Linked DNA regions of Mus musculus: all the other regions are linked to region 1. Evidence: chromatin loops called from intact Hi-C (ENCODE). Cell type or tissue: gastrocnemius. All regions are shown on one strand. Links, peaks and the distances in the headings refer to the core of each region. The heading gives the core; the rest is flanking DNA. Region 1 has its middle 46 kb from the start of Selenof. Region 2 overlaps Hs2st1 (heparan sulfate 2-O-sulfotransferase 1). Region 3 overlaps Hs2st1 (heparan sulfate 2-O-sulfotransferase 1).

Region 1 (6,976 bases), core at 1,475-3,974:
CACTAGAAAAAGTTCAAGGCCAAACATACCTTGTAAAGCTATTTCCTACTTTACTTCTGATAGACTGTCTTGAATTTCGTTAGAAAGTTCAAGACCAGACTTACCTTGTAAAGCTATTTCCCACTTTACTTCTGATAGACTGTCTTGAATTTCGTTAGAAAGTTCAAGACCAGACTTACCTTGTAAAGCTATACTTACGGGTACCCTGTTCCCCAGCTGAAGAGTTCTGAATTCACGCAGTTGAATCCTTCTCAACAGTCTGTTTTACGGGAACCTTTATGACCGTGACCCGCAGTTCTGGTTCCGGAATGAGGGATCTTCCTTGCGCCAGTGATGGTTAATTCCCGTCCCGAGTTTTTTTGTTCCGGGTTTTTTCTTCCCGGATTTTCTCGTCCCGGGTTTCGGCACCAACTCTTACACGCGTTCTCACGACCGGCCAGGAAAGACACAACAAACCAGAATCTTCTGCGGCAAAACTTTATTGCTTACATCTTCAGGAGCAAGAGTGCAAAACTCAAACCCAAAAACGAAAGCGAAACCCCGTCCCTATTTAGGAGAGTTATCCTTCGCCTAGGACGTATCACTCCCTGATTGGCTGCAGCCCATGGCCGAGTTGTTGCCACGGGGAAGGCAGAGTACATGGGGTGGAGAAATACCCTTGGCACATGCGCAGATTATTTGTTTACCACTTAGAACACAGCTGTCAGCGCCATCTTGTGACGGCGAATGTGGGGGCGGCTTCCCACAGTGAGGGTCTCAGTTCAGCTCTGAGAACCCACACAAAAGCCAGGCTCTGCGGACCTGATGCTGTGGTTGGGAAGACAGGAAGTAGTGCAGCAGCCATTGCATTAGGCCCTGGAGCTACAATCCACGATGAGCCACGGTCATTGTCTTCTCGAGGTGGACATGTCTGTGGAGATCGTACCTCCAGTAATCCATGGTATTAATTGTATGTCACATGATCGACAATAGTGGCAAGAATGGGCACATTTTTCTATTCTCTTTTTTTTTTCTTGGTTTTTCGGGACAGGGTTTCTCTGTGTAGCCCTGGCTGTCCTGGAACTCACTCTGTAGACCAGGCTGGCCTCAAACTCAGAAATCTGCCTGCCTCTGCCTCTCAAGTGCTGGGATTAAAGGCGTGTGTCACCACACCCGGCATCCTTTTTCTATTCTTAAAACACAGTATTTTTTTCATTTTCTCCCTTTTACCCCCTCCCCTAACTGTCTGAAAAAGGTATCAGGCGAGGCCAAGCAGAAGAGGCAGTGGTCCAGCAGGGCCACGAGCTATGGCAAGACTAACATCCTAGTTAGTTTTATCCGTTAGCTTTAAGTAGTTAGCTCTGACACACCCTAGAGTCAGCTGAGAGGAACTCTCACCCAAGGACCTGGAGGATTGCTCTGTATTGGACTGACCTAGGGGCATGTCTGTAGGGTATGATCTTAATTGTTAGTTGAAGTTGGAGAGCCCACTGTTTGAGACACCATTCCCCTGGCACGTGGTAGTCCTGCACTGTATTATAAAAACCAAGCTGATGGGGCCAGGAGATGACTCAGTGGTCAAGAGCACCGGCTGTTCTTCCAGATGACCCAAGTTCAATTCCAGGCACCCACACAGTGGCTCACAACCATGTGTAGCTCCAGTTCCAGGGGACTGACAACTTCCTCTGACCTCCTAGGGTGCCATTCACAGACATACACACAGACAATCACATCAAAGTGATCCAAAGCCATACCACAGGAAACAGCGTGGGTCACCAGAGTCAGTGCCGTGAAATGACTGGTTAACGTGTTAACGTGTTAGCTGATAATGCATAAGCTGACTAGCCAGCATCAGACGGACTGAAGGCACTCTACAGCTCTGGCTGGAACTGCTTACAATGTCAGCATCTATCCCGAAGTCTAAAATAGAAGCAGAAGTCAGGAATGTTCCAAATGAGGAAGACGTTGAGACTCATGGGAAGCAGAAAAAATGTGTGATCCTGGCTTGAATCCTCTGCTTATAAAAAGCTGCCGATTCCACCGGAAAATCTTAAGTGGACTTGGCTGGAAGAAGGATGTAGGGCAATTCTTTGTAACTATTCTTGTAACTTTTCCACAGGAAACTATTTGAAAAAAAATTAAGTAGTATGATTGCTGTGGCAATACAGCTTATTTGAGCTACTGGTGTGGCTGAGAGAATAACAGGGTGCTGTTGGGTGGGAGATGGGTTGGGGATAACAAACAGGTGGCTCTGAGCAAGAAAGCGTGTTTGTCAGAGGGAAGGAGGATTCATGGTTTGAGCTTCCCTCGTTTGAGCTGTGAGTTTCTTCTTCCCAGCCATGTTGGCCCAAGCACCTTACCTCGAAACTCTCTGTTGCCCTCCCTGCTAGCACTGTCTGTCTACCAGATGCCCCCTGAAAGCACTGTCTACCAGAGGATCCTGAAGATACTGGGAAGCCGAAAGAAGGCTCCTTCAGACACTTAGGAGATATCAGTGCAGTGACATCATATGGCCAGCAGATGGCAGCAGGCAATTCTGGGAAAGAAGAGCCTACTGGAGCAGGGAGGGAGGGCTGGTGAGGCCAGGGCCTGGCTGGCTCCAGCTGTTGGCTCTCTGTGAATTACAGCCTCCTGCCAGGCAACAGAGCCTCCTACAACCCAACCTTGCTCTCTGGAAATAATGGGGGAAAGAGAAGGAGGGCTGAGAGAAAAGTCTTCATTGTGTTTTTGAAGAAAGATGCTTTTATTTCTTCCAATAATGCAGGAGAGAAAAGGAGAAGCCATCATTTCGCAGAACTTGAATGAAATGCCTCAGAGTCCTGGGAGTTAATAGAAAGAGTTGGATTCACTGGTGAGAGGGCGGGACACACCCTCAGTACTCAGGACAAAGGAAGAATACAGACTCAGTTCACTTGTAGTGTGGAGGCAGGGGCTTGAGAATCAGATGAGCCAATCTGTGCATTACAGGGTGTGGTTAAGTATTCGAAAAATCGCTGCAATTGTTGCTACTTATTGGACACTTATTGAGGGCCAGCAAATAACACCCGGCACCAACCCAAGTGTTCGGTGTGTGCTCTATCATGAAATCTCTTCCAGAGTTATGTGTGTGTATGTATTTTGCATATTTCACATTTAAAATTTCAGGCTTAGAGATTGTAACTCATTAATATAAGTTTGTGAGGGTGTTTTACTGTGTGCCTACTGGGGACATACTGACAAGACCAGGGTTGAGGACAAACATGATCCTTCTCTTTTTGTAACTTACTGTCTAGCTGTGAATCCTAGGGTTGAGAACAGAGCCAGGACTTGATTTCAGGTTGGTCAGATACAAACGACTTCTGCTGCCGTTCTAATAACAATAATCGCAATAAAGCTGCACCATTGCTTGCTGTTTAGCACCCCGCTTCCTCCGAGCAGGCCTTTATTAAACCTCTCATTTGTAAAGTAGAAGTTAAAAACACCTAGTTTATAGTTGTCTGGAGAATAAATAAGATAATTCTAATTAAATGCTTACTGTAGTCTGGCATCAAAACTCATCAATAACAGGTCATTGTCATTACTAGGACTGCCTTGGGGTCTGAGATCACACACACACACACAAGTCTCATTAACACATCCTGAGAACTGTCCAAGATTAGACTGTGTCCAGCCTTGAGGTGGAGGAGAGGTTTCATCCCGGAGATGCTAGTTGCTGTTGTTGTTGTTTTGCCTTTGGGAGGGTCACTCCATCATTCTCTCTCCATGTGTCCTGGATGTGGCTGGCCCCAACCCCACCAGGGCTAGACAGATAACTCAGAGCAAGCCGTGTGGGATAATTCCTCCTCCCTGTTGATCATCAATCGAAGGATGAGTATCTCATCCAAATAGCCAATGAGAGTCACTTCAAGGGCTTTTCAAAGAGTTACCAGAAAAGAAATGATCTTTCAACTGAGGCTATTTGCAGGAAGGAATATCAGAACTGAAAGAAGCTGAGAGCAAGGTCACCCGGGAGAAAGACTGTATGTAGTCAATGGATGGCTTGAGAATCCTGATGACATCATCCGAGCCCTGGAGCCAGGGGCTGGCAAGCTTTTACTGGAAAAGGCAGGATCATAAATATATCAGATCATTCCTGCGAGGACCCAACGCATTATGGCTTGAGAGCGGCCTTAGACACTGTGTAAAGAAGTTACGTGGCTTCGTGCCACTAAAACTATTTACAGGAGCACTTGATGGGGCCCGGAGAGATGGCTCAGGGCGGAATGCTTTTCCATAGGGCCTGGGTTCAGTTCCCAGAACCCACATCAGGAAGTTGATAATCCCATATCCAAGGAATACTGCACCCTTTCTGGCCTCTGCAGGTACCCACATACATGTGGGAGACACACATTCATAAGTAAAAATAAAAATTAATCTTATAAAAAAGTCAGGCAATGGGCTAATGATCTCTCTTCTCTGAGGCTGTATGGAAAGCCAGACACCACTGGACTCTTCAGTTAGGGCTGCTGCTCACTTCCTTTCCGGATTAGGCCAGTTTGAGATTTATATCACAACATTGGAAAGGGCTCTGATACAAGCTTCAATTTGATAAAATATGACCTTAATTAATCTGGCATGTTACAGATTACCTAATGGTAAAGAGACTAATTTATCACTCCTATCACCAAGTGGAAACTTTCGGGGCAGCCATTCTTGCTCTAAGTCTATTCTGCAGTGGCTCGTGTTTGAGGGCGCGTGATCCTGCCAAGGAAGTTGAAACATAACTGCCACTAAATCTCCCCAGAGAAGCAGAGCAGGCGTGGGGTAGGGTGCACCTGCAAAGTCTTGAGCAGGCCGTCCAACAAGGGACTACAGTAAATCACCACAGATGAAAGGATCCCAGAAGCTGTCACTGGGCAGAATCTTCTCCAGTGATTATAAAATGAGGGGCTGGGGGTGGGGGTGTTCTGACAGGGGAAGGTCGGGATCTGTGGAAGAGACGGGGCCCAAATGTTCCCGTCCGTGGGATTTATCACCCTTCTTAGGAAATGACTTTGCTGTATGGAAGATTTTGTGTTCTTTGGATCAAGGCTGCTTGTTCTAGCTCTCTAATTTCCTGCAGCTACTCAGACTTTCCTGGAATTAGGCTGATTTATTTGAAAGCCGAATACCGCAGTCCTCATCCTTAGCGCTCAGCAGAGCTCCTGATGGCAAGTTGCAGATATCAGATTTAAGTACCTGCTTCTAAAGAGCGACATGTTTACAGAGCAAGCAGATGTCCTAGGAGTGGCAGAGGATAGCCACCAGCATCTTTACCAGAAGATGGAAAGAACATCACTGGTGTGGGGTCTAATGGGGTGCTAAGTTACACAGCACAGATCTGGAATTCTGTATTCATTACAAGACGGGGGCTGATGTGGGTGAGAGGCATCGAGCAGGCCCCTGGAGGGTGAAGAGTAAGGAAACTTCAACTGGAAAGGATTACTGGGACAATGATCTGGTCCTGAGGATGAACAAGTCATTGCGTTAGATAAGTGTTTATAAAGCTCCTTTGTGCTAGACACTGCACCGGGTCCCACAGACACAGCAGTAGCTAGAACAGTGTTCAGCCTTTGTGACACCTGCAGTTTAACAGGCGATGCAGGCGACACCAAATAAGAAGGAAGACATATTTGCAGCCATTGTGAGAGGTTAGTTAGATGGAAGGGCAGGGGGGTGAGCTGGAAGAAGATGGAGATGGTGCAGTTTATTATGGCACAGCCTGGCGTGGGATGCACAGCACATTCGAATGTGGTCCGTGGGAGGGATCAGAGATGGAAACTGAGAAGTGGTGGCCAGGGAGTATGGGAGTGTGTCAGGGAAAGGTAAACTGCAGGCTTTGGTTATCAGCCCTTGTGTGTCTGCCTGATGCCCTAACAACCTGTGACCTCACTTATTCAACCCAGGTCCATGTCCCTGCTAGATGAAAATCAGTAGGTCTTGTTCTAGATGACATTTTATTTATTTATCATGGGAGGTGGGGACTACAGGTACCATAGGATGTGAGGTCAGACGGTAACTTAATTTTCTCCTAAGAGTCCCAGGGATTCGACCCAGGCTGTCAGGTTTGGTGCAAGCACCTTTACCTGCCGAGCCATCCCACTGACCTAAGAGTGAGTCGTTCTTGAACCAAACCGAACTGGCCCTATTAACAACACATAAAAACAAAGCAAAGAGTGAGGTCTTGCTAATCTCTGTCCCCTATCACTCCTCTGTTGTCGGCTTTAGCAGACCTGAGACTGCTATGGAATGCTTCTCAGGGACTTTATCAGGAACACATGCTCCCGGGCTGGAGAGATGGGTCAGTGGTTAAGAGCACTGACTACTCTTCCAGAGGTCCCGAGTTCAATTCCCAGCAACCACATAGTGGCTCACAACCATCTGTAATGGAATCCAATGCCCTCTTCTGGTGTGTCTGAAGACATCGACAGTGTACTCATATACATAAAACAAATAAATCTTTAAAAAAAAAAAAAGAAGAACACACACTCCTAATGATCAACACTCAGGATGCTGAGACAGGAGGATTACAAGTTCAAGGCCAGAATAGGGTATTTGATGAGATGCCGTCTCAAACAAACAAAAATGGAGCCGAAAGCCAAATCACCCCCACCCCAAAGCATCCCAAGGTCTCTGTGAAGAAAGTGAGTTTTCCTGTCATTTGAGCTCTGACAGTCCCTTCAAGCCACAGACGAATAAAGGCCATAGTAAACTCAGAGTAGATGGCACGTAGCAGAGACCTCTGGAAGGCATGGAGGGGACACAAATGATATAAAATGAAAAGCACTCCCTGGAAAAGTTTGATGGTAAAAGCAATGTCACTTTGTACAAGGAAGTTTGTATGATGCTAATAAGCAGACGAGAGGCTCCAGGGAAACACTCTTTCTAGACTGAAAGCAAATCGTGTCTAACTAACGTTCCTAACTAAGACCTCTGAGCTCAGTCAGGAACATCTATCATTTCGTTATGATGGGACTGAGTGTATACCACACGCCGTGTA
Region 2 (6,976 bases), core at 2,097-4,596, 86 kb after region 1:
GCCCACAGCCCAGGGTCTGGCCTTTGGGTATATGAACTACACGCTCACGGAGCTGCCCCGTTCCCTCTGTCCTAGTTGGTTTTTTGTTTTTGTTTTATTTGTGTATGCGTGGGAGGTGGATACACAGAGCGTCACTTTATAATTTAAGCCTAAACTGACTTGAAACTTGCTGCAACCCTCCTTCCCCAGTGTCAGAGCTGGGATTGCAGGGGTGAGTACGCCATTCTTGGCAGGATTGTCCCACCTTCAGAGGAAAGGGGCCACTAGGGAACCTAGGTTAATTCAGGTTTTCATAAGGAATAATTTGTCTGATTCAGTGGCTGGAAAGGAATCAAGTCCTTAAAAATGCTTTACAACATACTAAGGTCTCTGTATTTTGAGCTGCAGAGTTTAAAACAAATATTTCCATGTGGCAACTTTGGCCGTAGAAAAATATCTGTATTGAAAATCTGGTTTGACATTAGGTGGAGGGAGGGGAGTCTTTCAGAAGAGGGTGAGGAAGAGGTAAGAGCCGAGGGGTCAAAGACACCAAAAGAAAATGGTTCATGGAATTCATGGAATCAAACAACCATGGATCCTAGGGCATCCCAGAAACTGGGCTACCTACCAGGGAGCCTGTAAGGGGCTGACTTAGGTCCTCTGGGTATTCGTTATGGTTGTGTAGCTTGGTGTTCTTGTGAGATTCCTAACAGTGGGAGTGAGGGTGTCTCTGACTCTTTGCCTGCTTTGGGGTCCCCTTTTCTCTTCCTGGATTGTCTCGTCCAGTCTCAGTATGAGGGCATGTTCATTCTCTTACTGCTACTTGATGTGCCCTGTCTGGGTGTTATCTCTAGGAGGAAGGAGGAGGAGGAGGAGATCTGTGGAGAGGAGAGAGGGTGACTGCAGCAGGGATCTAATGTGTAAGAAAGAAATTCCAAGAGGAATTTTTAAAATTCAAAAGAAAAAAGGAAAGACAGACAGACAGACAAACCTGGTTTGAGCAATATGAATGTACACAGAAGGAAGCTGAAAGAGGCCCACTTTCCTCTTCAGATCATCATTTGTTGCTTGCTACTTTGATCTGGTGCTCCTTAGAAAAAGCTGTGTAATTGCTGCTTGTCTTTTGATGTAGTTGTATCCTGAAAAAACCCTTTGTAAGTAAGAAAAAGCTCTACCTAGTATTTGCCTGCTAGGTACCATAAGAGCAAGCTGTAGAATGTCAGTTGTTTACCTCCCGTGAGTCAGCCTGCTGGGGATTGCTTGTCATCTGCACCATGTATCACAGATTTTAAAGTGTACTTTTTCTGGATGCAGCACTGTAATATTTAGAAATGGTAAATCAGTCATTGTAAGTTGGAGAGCAACCTTATGTGGTGAGAAAGAACTATTGATTGTTTATTTTGTTTTATAGGCTGCTATGAAAAAGACTCTTATACCAGAAAAACATAACTGTTATACTCTGCTACTGTATTTTATCATAAAATAGTTTGTTTTTGGAGAGGTTTTTCTCACTTGAGACTTTGGGTCACTTTTTTTTTTCTTCTTTTTTTGCTAGTTACCTACAGAGGTCCTCCTAATTAAAGAATTTGACAATATATTGGATTCTATCAAATGGAGCCCCTTTCCTATCCTTGAGTCTTTGGCCTAGATTATCTGGGATGTAAGAGCAGACACTGAAATCATCCCCAGCTCTGCCATTTGAAGTTGTACATGGGATGCTGTAGGTGGTGGTGCCCTGGAGTCACAGTGAGTGCTCACCCTGCATGAAGGGCCAGGCTCGCCCAGGATCAGCACCCTGCAGAGCACTCAGCCAGCCATGGTGCTATACCAAGTGTCAGATTCACATGCATGAGTGGATAGCATTGGGCTGACCAGGATGTGGTGGCCAGCTAGATATCGAAGATCTCGGATGATGGCTAACTGACTTCTGAAGTCGTGAGTCTCTTCTGGGGCTCAGCTCTGGAAAACCTGGTGCAATGGAAAGGGGTCTTTTTTATGTTGGAAAGGGGCTGTATAAAGTTTCTTCCCATCTCAACCCCTTCCCTCCCTCCCTCCCTCCCTCCCTCCCTCCCTCCCTCCCTCCCTCCTTTCTTTCTTTCTTTCTTTCTTTCTTTCTTTTTACCAAAAACATATGGTTGGTAGCTAGCGCCAGGAAGGCTGAGCTGCAAGGATGGAAAATTCGAGACCAGCTTGTAAACCCTGCCTCCTAAAGGTTGAGAGGAAGGAGTAATACATATGTGCTCAACAGGCTTTAAGGCTAAATGTATTTTGGAGTCTCTTCTATAAGTATTCTTTACATACACACGCACACACATGCACACAGTCTCTCTCACACAAACACTCACTTAAATGAATAAGTTTAAGAGGAAGCAGTAGTCTAAATGTGCAGCTCCAGCTAGAGAGTGCAGATTGGTTTGGTTGGATGCTGAAGAGCAGTAACAATGGAGGATGTAGAAATACCATCTGAATTATACAGCGGATGGCAGAACTGTGTGTGCATCAGCTGCGTTAGCTGTGCATGGAAGTCAGGGTGGGTTTGCACAGCTATTCCTGTGCTGGTTGACTCTTCACTATTTGTCTCACAGTTGCAAACTTCTAAGTGATCTAAAAGCAAAGATTAGAAAACTCTGGGTCATATTTTAATGATGTATTCTTTCATTTTTAATTATGTGTATGTATGTATGTATGTATGTGCTTTTGCCCCCAGCCCATGCTGTGCTGCAGATCGGTGCCATAAGTGCCTGTACTGTAGCAGCCACTCGCACACAGCCCAGCACCTCCAGAATATTAAGTTTCCTTTCCATTGCTAACGTCATAAAGCTTTGATTTAAAAATGAGGACCTTTCCTTTCCATCAGACATGCTTTCCATTGCTTCTTTGTGTTGTTCTGTCCCTAATGTTCTTTCACTCTGTGATTCCAACAGTTCCCGCTGTAGCTGGGTTGCTCCTGAGGGTTAAGCTTCAGGAATCGCTCCAGCTCTTGTCTTCTTTTGTAGTTACCTCCTGACAGGTGGAGGAGGCTCTGCTCTTGGACTCTCACCACTCTCACTCCTGCCAGGCACGTCCTGACATTTCCTGGCTGACTCGCTTGCTTCTTACAGGTCGCTCATTACTTCTCACTGGAGGCTGGCAATTTCTCTGAGAATATCTGAGTCTCTGTGGGCCTTTCCCGGAGAACACTCTCTACTTTGTACCTTATAGTTATTTATATATTTGCATATTTAGTTTTGCAGAATAGCTACCTGCTGCCCTCTTCTGGCTTCATATTAGTTTGACCTTAAGTAAATTTTAATTATTGTCTTGGAGAGACCCATGGTTTCCCAAAACTGACTTGATTGAGAAAAATCACTTAGGTGAATTTTTCTTTTAAATTTGCAGTACATGGTTTTCCATTTTTAGAGATTCTATTTAATTAAGTATGGGGGGAGGGGGGTGGTTATTGGTAGAGTAACAAAAACAACACTTGGTGTTAAAAGTCTCCAGCCAGTTATTAAAATCTGACTGTAAGATAAGGAGGTAGTCCTTAGACACCTGGAGATGTAGTCCTCACACTTTAAAATGTCACAGGTAAAGAAATAGACAAGGAATATAGGACTTTACCTTCGTCAGAAAAAAAGAAAAACAAAAACAAAAAGAAAAAATGAATTTGGCAGAAAAAAAGGCCTGCTCCTGCCTGTGTTGGTTTGGTAATTTTACTCTAGTGACAGTCTTGGGAACTCTCAGCAATATTTATAGCAGCCAGGACTAAGGGACTTTGACACAGCAGCCAGGACTAAGGGAAGTTGACACTAATTTTATGGAATCTTAACCCACTATGTTTTGTTTTTTGAAATGCAAAGACAAACAGAACAAAAACAAAACAAAAGCCCTCTGATGCTAACAGCTTCTGGGGCTGTTCTCCAGCAAACTGGAGTTTGGGAGCACAGGCCCCAGGTCCAGCAGCCCAGCCACCCTCCAAATACACCCGCTGAAAGGATGAGCGGAGCTGAAAGGTAGAGGACAGAGATCTAACATGTTAGGAGGAACAAATGAAGGGCCCAGGGCCCCTTGTCGAATCACTGGGTACCAACATGAGCTTTGCATTCCTATAGAGAGGAGTTTTGGGGACACATTTGCATACTCAAGCACTTGTGGCTGGGCTACGGGCTGGTTGATTATTAGTTCTGATTCTGCAGGATGCCCAAAGAGGTCTGTACAACTGACTGTCAGCATGGCAAGATCAGACTGGTTCCTACAAGGCGCTCGCTTCTGCTCTCTTGTCCTTAGTGGTATTTGTCTCCACGTTGGAGAGTCTGTCCTTGGAGGATATGGTATTCTCGGGATCCAGGTCTTGTGCTGTACCTTCAGCCTTGGAAGGGGATGAGATAAGTTGGTAGACACTCCTTGAGAGATGCTCTTGCCTGTGCAGAGTGAAGTAGGAGTTCCATCCAGAGGCAAGGACCTAACAAAACAGTCATGCTAGGCTTCATTGCCTTTTAAAAAGTCTACTTGGTGACTCAAATGAGAAGTCAGTGTTTTTGTTTTTTTTTTTTTAAAGAAACCCTGATGAAAACATACACAAACATAACAGACAGAAAAACAGATTCTGCGTGTGTTTCTGTTTTGAAGTTCTGGCTCAGAGATAATGGTGTTTATATGGCTTGGGATTCTTTGTTTCTCTTTACCTTTGGTTCACTAACTGTAATTCTCCAATCTGAAGCATATGGATCTTCTAAACTCGTCTATGTCTGTAGACTGTTTAAATGCCTTTGATCTGCTATATGCTTTAAAATAGATAAATTCACATCTTGTGTGTATAATGTAAAACGTCTGTGTTGGCAGTCATGTGGTCAGGGCTGATGCTGCTTCTTGGTGTAGAAAGCTGCTGGACATGTATGGCTCCCTGGGTTTCCTCTCAGCACCACAAGCATGAAGGGTCATGTTTTTTGGAAAATTAATTGCAACCCTGTTGAACTCATTTCATTCCCTTTTATTTGCATGAAGGATATAAAGGTATTATCCAGTTGAACAGTTTATAAATTAATGTTTATAAACTGAAGGAATGTAATAATTTTTTTCTCTTAAACTTTGGTACTAATTGCATTTAAAGTTGTTCCAAATATGTGGTGTTTAGATATATACATTTTCCTTAGGAAACTACTCCTGCTTCTCTCTCATCTTAAGCCATCTTCTCCCTGCTATTCTTCCTCCCTCTGAGATTATTTCCTTAATGTTGTTAATACAGACCTCTCTCCCCACCTCCCACCCCTGCCCTGCCTGTTTAGCCTGTCCTACTCCAGAGGCAGAGCGAACAGTGGTTAGCTGCTTCTGATGCAGACAAGGCTGGGCGAGGCCAAGGTGGGCATTGGAGTAACTGGGGTTCTTGACATTTTCCTTTCCTTTTTGTCCCCTTTTTGTTCCTGAAGCCCGTTCTTGTATGTGCTGTTCAGATGTTCTTCCACTGAGCCCCGCCCCATGGAAGATAACATTTGGTTTCACACTGAATCTAGTATTCTTTGATTCCTGAACTACTCTGAAGTATCTTGTCAGGGTTGCCAGGCATTTTACTTAAAAATTTATTTGTAAATGACATCCCTCTGAGGGGTCTTGCTTGCCCTGTGCCCATCTGGCTGTCTTTGGGCGTGAGCCATTTCACCTGCTTGTTTCCTATGCAGATTGTGTGGTTTGAGGCCGCAGGGCTTGGGGACCTGGAACTGGGCTGTTGGGAATTGGTTCTAATGCTTTTGTCTTACTTTGGCTCCCAAAAGCTAAGCTTCCAGACCTGAGGGTCCCTGCCCCCAGCTGGCTTCAATTGGTTATAAAGAATTGCTGTACAGCCAATGGCTGGGCAGGGAGATGGAGTAGGACTTTGAAATTGTGCGGGCAAGGGACTGGGAGATGGGAGGAAGAGGAGAATCGCCATGACTTGAAGGGAGAGTGGTCAGATTTAAGAGCTGCAGGAGAAAAATCATCCATCAATGTAGGTGGAAAGGGAAAGTGACCCTATTTGGAGCAGGGTGGGTGCCCAGAAGATAACAGGGTGGCAAAGATAAAATATAGATTTAGAAGATGTTATGCCAGGAATACTGGAGGGGTGTGTGTGTTAGCTGCAGAGAAGTTAGAAGTGTCCAGCCATTGAGCTACTCAAGGCATATCAAAATTGGCTGGTGAGTGAGAGAGAGAGAGAGAGAGAGAGAGAGAGAGAGAGAGAGAGTGTGTGTGTGAGTGTGTGTGTGTGTGTTTCATTTGTGAATCCAGAGCTCTTGGGCGGGCGCAGTGTGTGGAACCGGCTAGGAGCCAAAGCAGATTAACTAATTTGCCTGCGCACTTGGCTGTGTGTCTTTCATCTCCTGACCCAGCCTCTGACTTCTGCAGATGATACCTGTTCATTGTTCCTCTCGTGCACAGTCAGCTAGCACCTGGTCCAGAGGACACGAGAGCCTAGCAGTATAGCGCAAGTTATGCTATACATATTACTATACATAGACAGTACATACTACCTACCATGCATAGGAGTCAGATCACAGTTCTCCCATTCCCACAGACTTACAATAAGGTTCTTTTTCATTTAATTTCTAAAATTAAGGAAATAAAATTTCTTTCCTTATAAACTTATCTTGCAGTCCTAGTGCTTACAAGCTATTGAGCATCCAGAAGTCACTGATGCGGCACTTGGAATGGTGGTGGTGCAAGCATCCGAGCGGGAGGTTACTTTTAACCAGCACTCTGTACTCACACATTACACCTAGCATCTCAGTATGATAAATAACACCGAGATAAAGACCTGCTTACATAAATGCTTGTGTCTCTTCCATCAGTAGGCATGGTATTAGTTATTCAAGTGTGTTTCAAAAGTTAGAGCTGGCATGAAGGACTTTAGAGCTGTCTGCCTTTGGGTTGTCTCGTTAGTTTGTGGCCTTCTCCAGGGATGAGGGATTGTCTGAGAAATGCCAAGGCAATGTCCTTATGGAATGTAATGAAGAAAATAAACTCTTTCCTCATCTACTAGCTAAAAACT
Region 3 (6,976 bases), core at 1,879-4,378, 160 kb after region 1:
TCACATCCACTCCCTATTTATATGCTCTGTCCTGTCTGACATTTGCAGTCTGCCGCAGCGTTTCCGTAGAATTTAATCTAGCACCTTTTTCATTTCCCTCCTGAACCATCCTGTCCACAGGAGATCCCGGCTTTGGAAAACAAAGCTGAGTTTCTGAGTATGCCTCAAGCTCTGAAAATGATCACCTCTTTGCCACCCCCACCCCATGTGTGTATGGATGTACTGCCTGCATATATATATGTCTATGTGGCATGTGCATGGCTGGTGACCGCAGAGGCCAGAGAGGCCATCAGATGCCGTGGAACTAGAAGTACAGGTGGTTGTAAGCCGACATGTAAGTGCTGATGACCCAACCAGGTTCCTCTGAAAGAGCAACCTGTGCTCCAGCCACTGGGCCATCTCTCCAGCCGCTCTTTATTTTTGGTTAGAAATACTGTAGTTGGTTTTCATAGGACCCAACATAATTAACAATAACAAGTACATTTCATGTCATCGTGCAGTTTATTCTTCATTCACTATTTTGTATTTTTATTCTGCCTAGTACTGAATTGAAAGAATGAATAGGAAAGAACACAATACCTCATACACACACTTGCATGTATTTGGCTCATAGTGTCACTACCATTTACATCAGTGTATCAGCCAATAATGTAGCCCCTTAAACCTAAACTGTCCCAGAACTGTATTTCCCAGCAGACACACTAGCGCATGACTGCATCTGTCCTGTCCCTAACCCACAGCAGGCCTTCTGTAGGAAGCAGCTGTAATGCTGGTAGCCTGAGGTCAGTGCTGTAGAGTAGGTCCGTGTAATTCAGATCTAAATGTTGGTGAAAGACTGATACCTCACTGTAAGTGTAGGCTCTGCCTCCCGGGACTGAAGCTGCAGCTTGGTTCCCTGCAGTGTAGAGGAGTGGGCCCTGCCATCCCTCTGTGTCTGTCTAGTCTCCAGAAGAGAGTCCTGACCAGCTGTTGTTTATTGTACAGAGAAATTGTATAGCTGCTGGCACACAAACAGTTTAAATTAACTACTTGTTTTCTTTTTAAAAATTCTTTCTCAATTTTTTTAAAAAAATAATTAATGGACACTTACAGAATTTCTCATGTTAGCTTTTTGTATACTTCCAATTCCAGGAAGTTAGGAAGCGCTTGGGAGCTGGAGCGTTGCCGCAGCAACCAAGGATGCCCACTGCTCTCTCATAGGGCCTCAGCTCAGTTCCCTGACCCACACCAGGCAGCTCGAAACAGTCTAACCCCAGCTCTGCGAGGGGCGACCCTGTACTCACCCGCAGTCACACTTATATTGCACAAACCCACACATTAAAATTGAAAGAGAATTTTAGATACTTGACTAGCTTATATGTTTTTATTTGAACAAGCTTATATATCCACCTTTAAAAATCTTACAATCATCTTTAGTCATTTTGTTAGTCGTATTTCAATTTGCTGAGGTATAAAGAAGAATGTCCTTTAAGTGATTGCTTTTCGAATGCTGTGTCAGAGAAAATATGTAATATATAGAATGAGCTGGTATGGTGGAACTCTGTATGCCCAGGCCTTGGGAGGCAGTGGCAGAAGGACCAAGAATGTGACGTCACCCTAGATGTGCTGGGCGTGAGGCTAGCCAGGGGTATGAATCTCTGCTTGTATAATACATGTATTCATATGCACACAGAAAGAATTCTTTAGATTGGAATGTTGCTTGCTTTTTCAGTGTGTATTTTTGATAGGGGGTGTATTTTTTCTGTGTGCTGGCTATTTGTATGTCAACTTGACTTAAGGTTGGCTCATCTGGGAAGAAATCTTAATTAAGAAAACACCTCCAGAGGCAGGCGGATTTCTGAGTTGGAGGCCAGCCTGGTCTACAGAGTGAGTTCCAGGACATCCAGGGCTACACAGAGAAACCCTGTCTCGAAAAATCCAAAAAAAAAAAAAAAAAAAAAGAAGAAAGAAAGAAAAGAAAAGAAAAGAAAAGAAAACGTCTCCATAGGATTGGCCTGCAGGGAAAGGGAAAGCCCACCTTGAACAGGTGGTCCAGACTGTTTAACAAACTGAACATGTCATGAGGAACAAGCCAAGAAGTAGTATTCTTCAGGCCTCTGCATCAGTGCCTGCCTTGTTTGTTCTCTCAGTGACTTTTCTTGAGGCTGGACTGTCAGTGAAATAACCCTCTCTCCTGTGTTTGCTTATGGTCATGGTGTTTTCTCACAGCAATAGAAAGCCTAAGGAAGACAGCAGGGTCCTCTAGAGAAACAGTAGGAAGAAAGAAGACACACACATTTTACATTTGTATTATGGATGTGCATTATAGTTAAGGGGAGTGGTTTGGAGTGGATCAGGGATCAGTGGTTAAGAATACTTGTTCTTTAGATAACCTGAGTTTGGCTCCCAGCACCCCCTGTGGGCAGCTCATATCACCCATATCTCCAGCTCCATATCTTATGGCTTCTGTACATATATGTATAGAAACCTGCAGATACATGCACACGCGTCCATATAAGTAACCTTATAAAAGAGAGCGAGTGTTAGAATGTCTTGCACAGTGCTGTCTGGGTAGTCCAACAAGGGCTACCTTCACACTGAAGCCACAGAGAACCCTGAAACTGCCTAGTGCACAAGGCTCAGGGCCTCAGGAGCCCCAGTCTGGCTCTGAAGGTCTGGAGAGTTCCTGAAGAGCAACTTACCGTCAGTTCAAGTTTGAAGCCCGAAGAACCCAGGTTCTAATGGAGCAGCGGCTGCAGCGGTGCAGACAGCTATAAGATAAATGAACTCTGTCAAGGTGCAAAGATAAAGGGGCAAATACCACCTTTCCCCGGCCCTCCTTCCATCTGTGTATCCCTCCTTCATCTGTACCTCGTGCAGCTCGTCCCACTGCAGACAAGCTCATCACGAAGTCTCTTGCAGCTGTGCCAGCCGCTTATCTCTTATTGATTGTAACGCAGTGAAGATGGCAGTGATGATTTGCCCTCATGGGGGTGAAGTACACCCCTGCGTCCACCTCCCGCCCTGTGTAGACTGTGTATACTGCACTGGTCATGGCCGTGGTAAAGTAGTGCGTTCAGACTCCACTGACTGCTCTTACTTCAAACTGGCCTTCCAGCCCCATGAATGCGGGGACTGGGTCCCGTTCCTGAGTGGGAGGTCTTTTGTTGATGACAGAGTCTGCTTTCTTTCCATTGCAGTGAGGTAATGAGAATGTCCTCCTCTTTTAGGTGCGCTTTGTGAAGAACATAACCACCTGGAACGAGATGAAGCCAGGCTTCTATCACGGACACATCTCTTACTTGGATTTTGCAAAGTAAGTAGCATCCAGAATGATGTACTGAAGAGTGCTTTGTCTGTCCTCTGCCTGTGAGCAGTGTTAGACACACTGACAGGCCACTTGTACACTGATGATTTAAATATTCCTTCCAGTGCTTTACTGCCCTCTAGTGGTCATAAAAGGACACGTCTCGAGCTAATTATGACAGTTCACATTCTGTTATGTTAGGGACTTGTGGCAGTTTCTCACCTGTACTGGAGGCCGGCTGATTACTCCACGAGTGTGCGGTCAGTCAAATGGGCTCACCAGGTCACTGACAGAGAACAGAGAAACCCCCCTCAGTTTCTGGTACCCTAATATGCTTTTCCTCGAACCACTGTGTTTCAGCTTTGAAATTATGAGATATAAGGGGAGACTTTTTAAAAACTAAGAATTTTCTTTTATGTTTGAATATGATTGTATAAGTCACGGTAATTTTGTCTTAATTCTCTTAAAGAAAAGTTCAAAAGACTGCAGAATACACAGTGTTCAAGCATTCTGTGGCCCCCTTGGGAGCCCTTGCATCTTTAAAGAGTAATCAGAAAATTGGTTAAAAGGAATAGTCTAAACATAAGACCCGTTTGAACATTCTCCATGGAGCACATGGCGCTGTTACAATAAAAGCCCACACGCACGTGCTCTGCTGATAACCCTCTGCTGACTTCAGAGACGACGGAAAGTGACTGTCCACAGTGGGCATGCGCAGCCTGGTTCTACCTTAGCAGCGGTGTCTGCTCTAAGAGAAGCTCGCTCTGTCTCGGTTTCACTTTTTAGGTTGGAAAAGGAAAAGGACAGAACAGCGTGCCGTAGGGTCAGACAGTGGGACATCCTAGCTTCTCTGGAAATCATATAATTAAAGAATTGCCTGAATATTACACAATAAAGTGATATATCTTGATTTCCCTCATAATCCCTAAGATCTTTTAGTAACATTGTAACTTTCAAGTTAAGTGTACAGTTTTCTATAAATAATTCATACTGCAATATTGAAAGCATTTTATAGGCGGCTTTAAAATAAACTAAAAATTCTCTCTGCAGAGGCCCTGAACCAGTTTCCTAGACTTCATTCACATGTGCGTGTTCCCTGAGGGCTACGCTACCCTTCACTCAGAGTGTCTTACCTTTCACCTAGTGGTCTGGGGCTTTTCTTTCTCTACATGGCCTGGATTCTAATACTGTAGGTTTTCATTATTAAAGTTATACATTGAGTGCCTTGGCTTTGGGCACAGTCTTGTATGTAGAACAAGGCTCTGATGTTCACCGAGGTACTTGAACTTGAAACGGATAAAGCATTTTAAAGAATAATCTTATTAAACACTGACAGCCACACTGGGTTTGAATATTTTCATAGTGGCTCATGTTACTGGAAATAATAATATATTGTAAAAATTTTAATAGAATGACAATTTTAAATAAATAGCTAAATGGAATCAGTTAGAGGAAGTTGTTTGATGTGTTCTACTGTATACAGTCAAGAAATATTGTAGATGTGACCATTCCTTAGCTTGATAGTCATAAACTCCATGATTGAGGAAGGAAGAGAGAAACATCATTTGCCAATTTAGAGTACCTTATTCTTCAAAACATGTTATTGAACTGAGTGTGGTGGCGTATACCTGTAATTTTAGTTACCAAGGAGACTGGTACAGGAGGATTACATGTTTGAAGCCAGCCCAGACAACTTAGCGAGATCCTATCTCACATTTTAAAGTGAGGGTTTAGGAAGACGGCTCCATGGGTAAAATTGCTTGGATCACAATTGTGAGGACCCAGGTTTGAATCCCTCGAACCCATGTGGAAACCAGGTATGTAGCTCAGGCATCTACATATGGTCCCAGCACTCATGGAGAGATGTAGGGGACAGAGGCGGCTCACCAGCCAGTGACTGCTGGCAGCAGCAGTAAAACCCTGTCTCAAAGGAGTGGGAAAGGAAGGATGACAGGAAAGATCGTCCTCTGACCACCGTACACCGTGACACATGTACTCCTGTGTTCACACGCACAGCAAATGCACAACACAGCTAAATGATTTTTTGAGTAAAAACATGTCTCTTGAGCTGTGGCTCTGTAGTAGAATAGTCACCTAGTTAGGATAGAAGCCCTGGGTTTACTCAGTCCCTGTACCACCACACACAAAATACTATATGTGGGTGATTAAGAGCACTGGCTGCTCTTCCAGAGGATGTGGGTCAGGCTCCCAGCATCCACGTTGTGCCTCACAGCCAGACATGGTACACAGACATTCATTCAGGCAAAACACCTTACACATGAAATAAAGAAGGTCTCAAGAAAGGGCAGAGAAGGAAGTACAGGTTCCTGCGTCCTTGGCTCGGTGTGATTCCCTAAGTTACTTGCTGTAACTTAGAAAAAATGGTAAATTCGTGGGGGGGGGGAAAGATGTTTAATTTTCCAATTTATTAGACAGATAATAAAAATTGAAACATAGTTGAGTTTTCTGGAGACTCAGGGAAAGAATGTGGAAAAACAACAAGTGAAAGATCCTTTGTGTTTGTACACTCTAGTACAGACGTCTCGATCAAGTCCTGCCTTTGTATTTTCTCTACAGTATTAGGATAGAAGAAGAGAAATGTCTTTTTACCTAGCGGCTTTGATTGGGGTTCTATCATGTGCCCTTTGTTTTAGCCTTGTGGTTTCCTGAAGCACCTCTAAGTGCTCAGTCCTTGTTTGTTTTCTTCCTAGTGATAAGCAGTCTTCAGAGAGTTGAGCGATGACAAATTAATGCCATTGACTTTAACATTCCTTTATATAGGGTGGACATTTTCAAGATGCCAGGATTAATATCAAATTGAATAGTTGTAGTTCTTGACTAAGGATAGGTTCATCAAAACCCCCTTTCTTTCTGGAGTGAAGAGACTATGCCTTACTAAAATAGACAGTATTTATAACGGTCCTATATAAATGTATGTTGTTCATGTATCAGTAGCATTTATTGAATAGGAGTTGCCCTAATAGATCAGTTGTCCTTGATACCACAGCATCATTATCAGTGAGACGAGCAGATGCCAACAAGTCACTCATTTTTTGAAACTAAGCAAAGGCAGTCTGCCACTAGTATGAGCCATTTGTGGCCAAGAGTCCCACCTAAATATGTACAGCACGAGATATGACATAAGACTGTTTCTCGCCAGACTTAAGCCAAATGAATGGCTAGCAAGAAGGCTCGGGATAAAGGCGCCTGTCCCCATGACCCACGTGTGAGGAGAGAAGCTTTTTCTGCAGTTTCTCTGACCTCACACAAGCACAGCACACACGGCACAGCAACAACAATAATGGTTTAAAGATTGGCACTAAATCTAATGCACTGCAGAAGTCTCGGAATGCAGTTTTTCCCCAAGGCTGTCTCCTTCCAGCCCCATTGCCTCTCTTTGAGACTCCAGCCAGTAGATTAGGCTCCTTGCAGATGCCCTGCGTGTGCCCGGGCTTTTAAAGCTGTTCTTGGTTATTTCCTCCAGCTATGCACGTGTGCTGGTAAGGAAACGATTCTAGTGTTGCTCCTTTTGTGCAGCACATAGCTGACATGCATAGATGTCTGAAGTGTCTTCTAGAGAGCCCGCTGGGCTGGCAGGTAGATGTAAGTGTAAATGTGTTGGAAAATTGTCACCTCACACCAACCAAGTGGACTCCTCTTTCCAGGGGGATCATTCTTGCCGGTCAGTAG

Evidence for each region. Hi-C counts contacts between places; a loop is a spot of excess contacts. Peaks named below come from ENCODE experiments on the same cell type or tissue, not always from the same donor. Only the 100,000 strongest peaks of a DNase experiment are listed, where the experiment ranks them.
Region 2: a loop joins it to region 1, with 6 times the contacts of the local background. A loop is called at or near these places in 18 of 42 quality-filtered maps.
Region 3: a loop joins it to region 1, with 11 times the contacts of the local background. A loop is called at or near these places in 30 of 42 quality-filtered maps.

The regions. Positions count from the first base shown.
Region 1 is chr3:144,612,754-144,619,729 of GRCm38, reverse strand. No RefSeq gene overlaps it. Among named protein-coding and RNA genes, the nearest start is that of Selenof, 46 kb to the right of the region's middle. In gastrocnemius, for the core only: no CTCF peak of the experiment used is centred there; a DNase peak (open chromatin) is centred at 2,515; H3K4me3 peaks cover 683 bases; H3K27ac peaks cover 1,987 bases.
Region 2 is chr3:144,527,379-144,534,354 of GRCm38, reverse strand. All of the region lies in intron 1 of Hs2st1 (heparan sulfate 2-O-sulfotransferase 1), which reads left to right. It overlaps Gm43560 (a long non-coding RNA gene), which reads left to right. Exons shown (of 2, transcript XR_003954573.1): 1 at 1-6,976. Among named protein-coding and RNA genes, the nearest start is that of Gm43560, 4.0 kb to the left of the region's middle. In gastrocnemius, for the core only: a CTCF peak has its summit at 3,215 (motif pointing left); a DNase peak (open chromatin) is centred at 3,039; H3K4me3 peaks cover 736 bases; H3K27ac peaks cover 1,641 bases.
Region 3 is chr3:144,450,271-144,457,246 of GRCm38, reverse strand. Hs2st1 (heparan sulfate 2-O-sulfotransferase 1) reads left to right here. Exons shown (of 7, transcript NM_011828.4): 3 at 3,210-3,295. Among named protein-coding and RNA genes, the nearest start is that of Gm43707, 58 kb to the left of the region's middle. In gastrocnemius, for the core only: a CTCF peak has its summit at 3,420 (motif pointing left); a DNase peak (open chromatin) is centred at 3,434.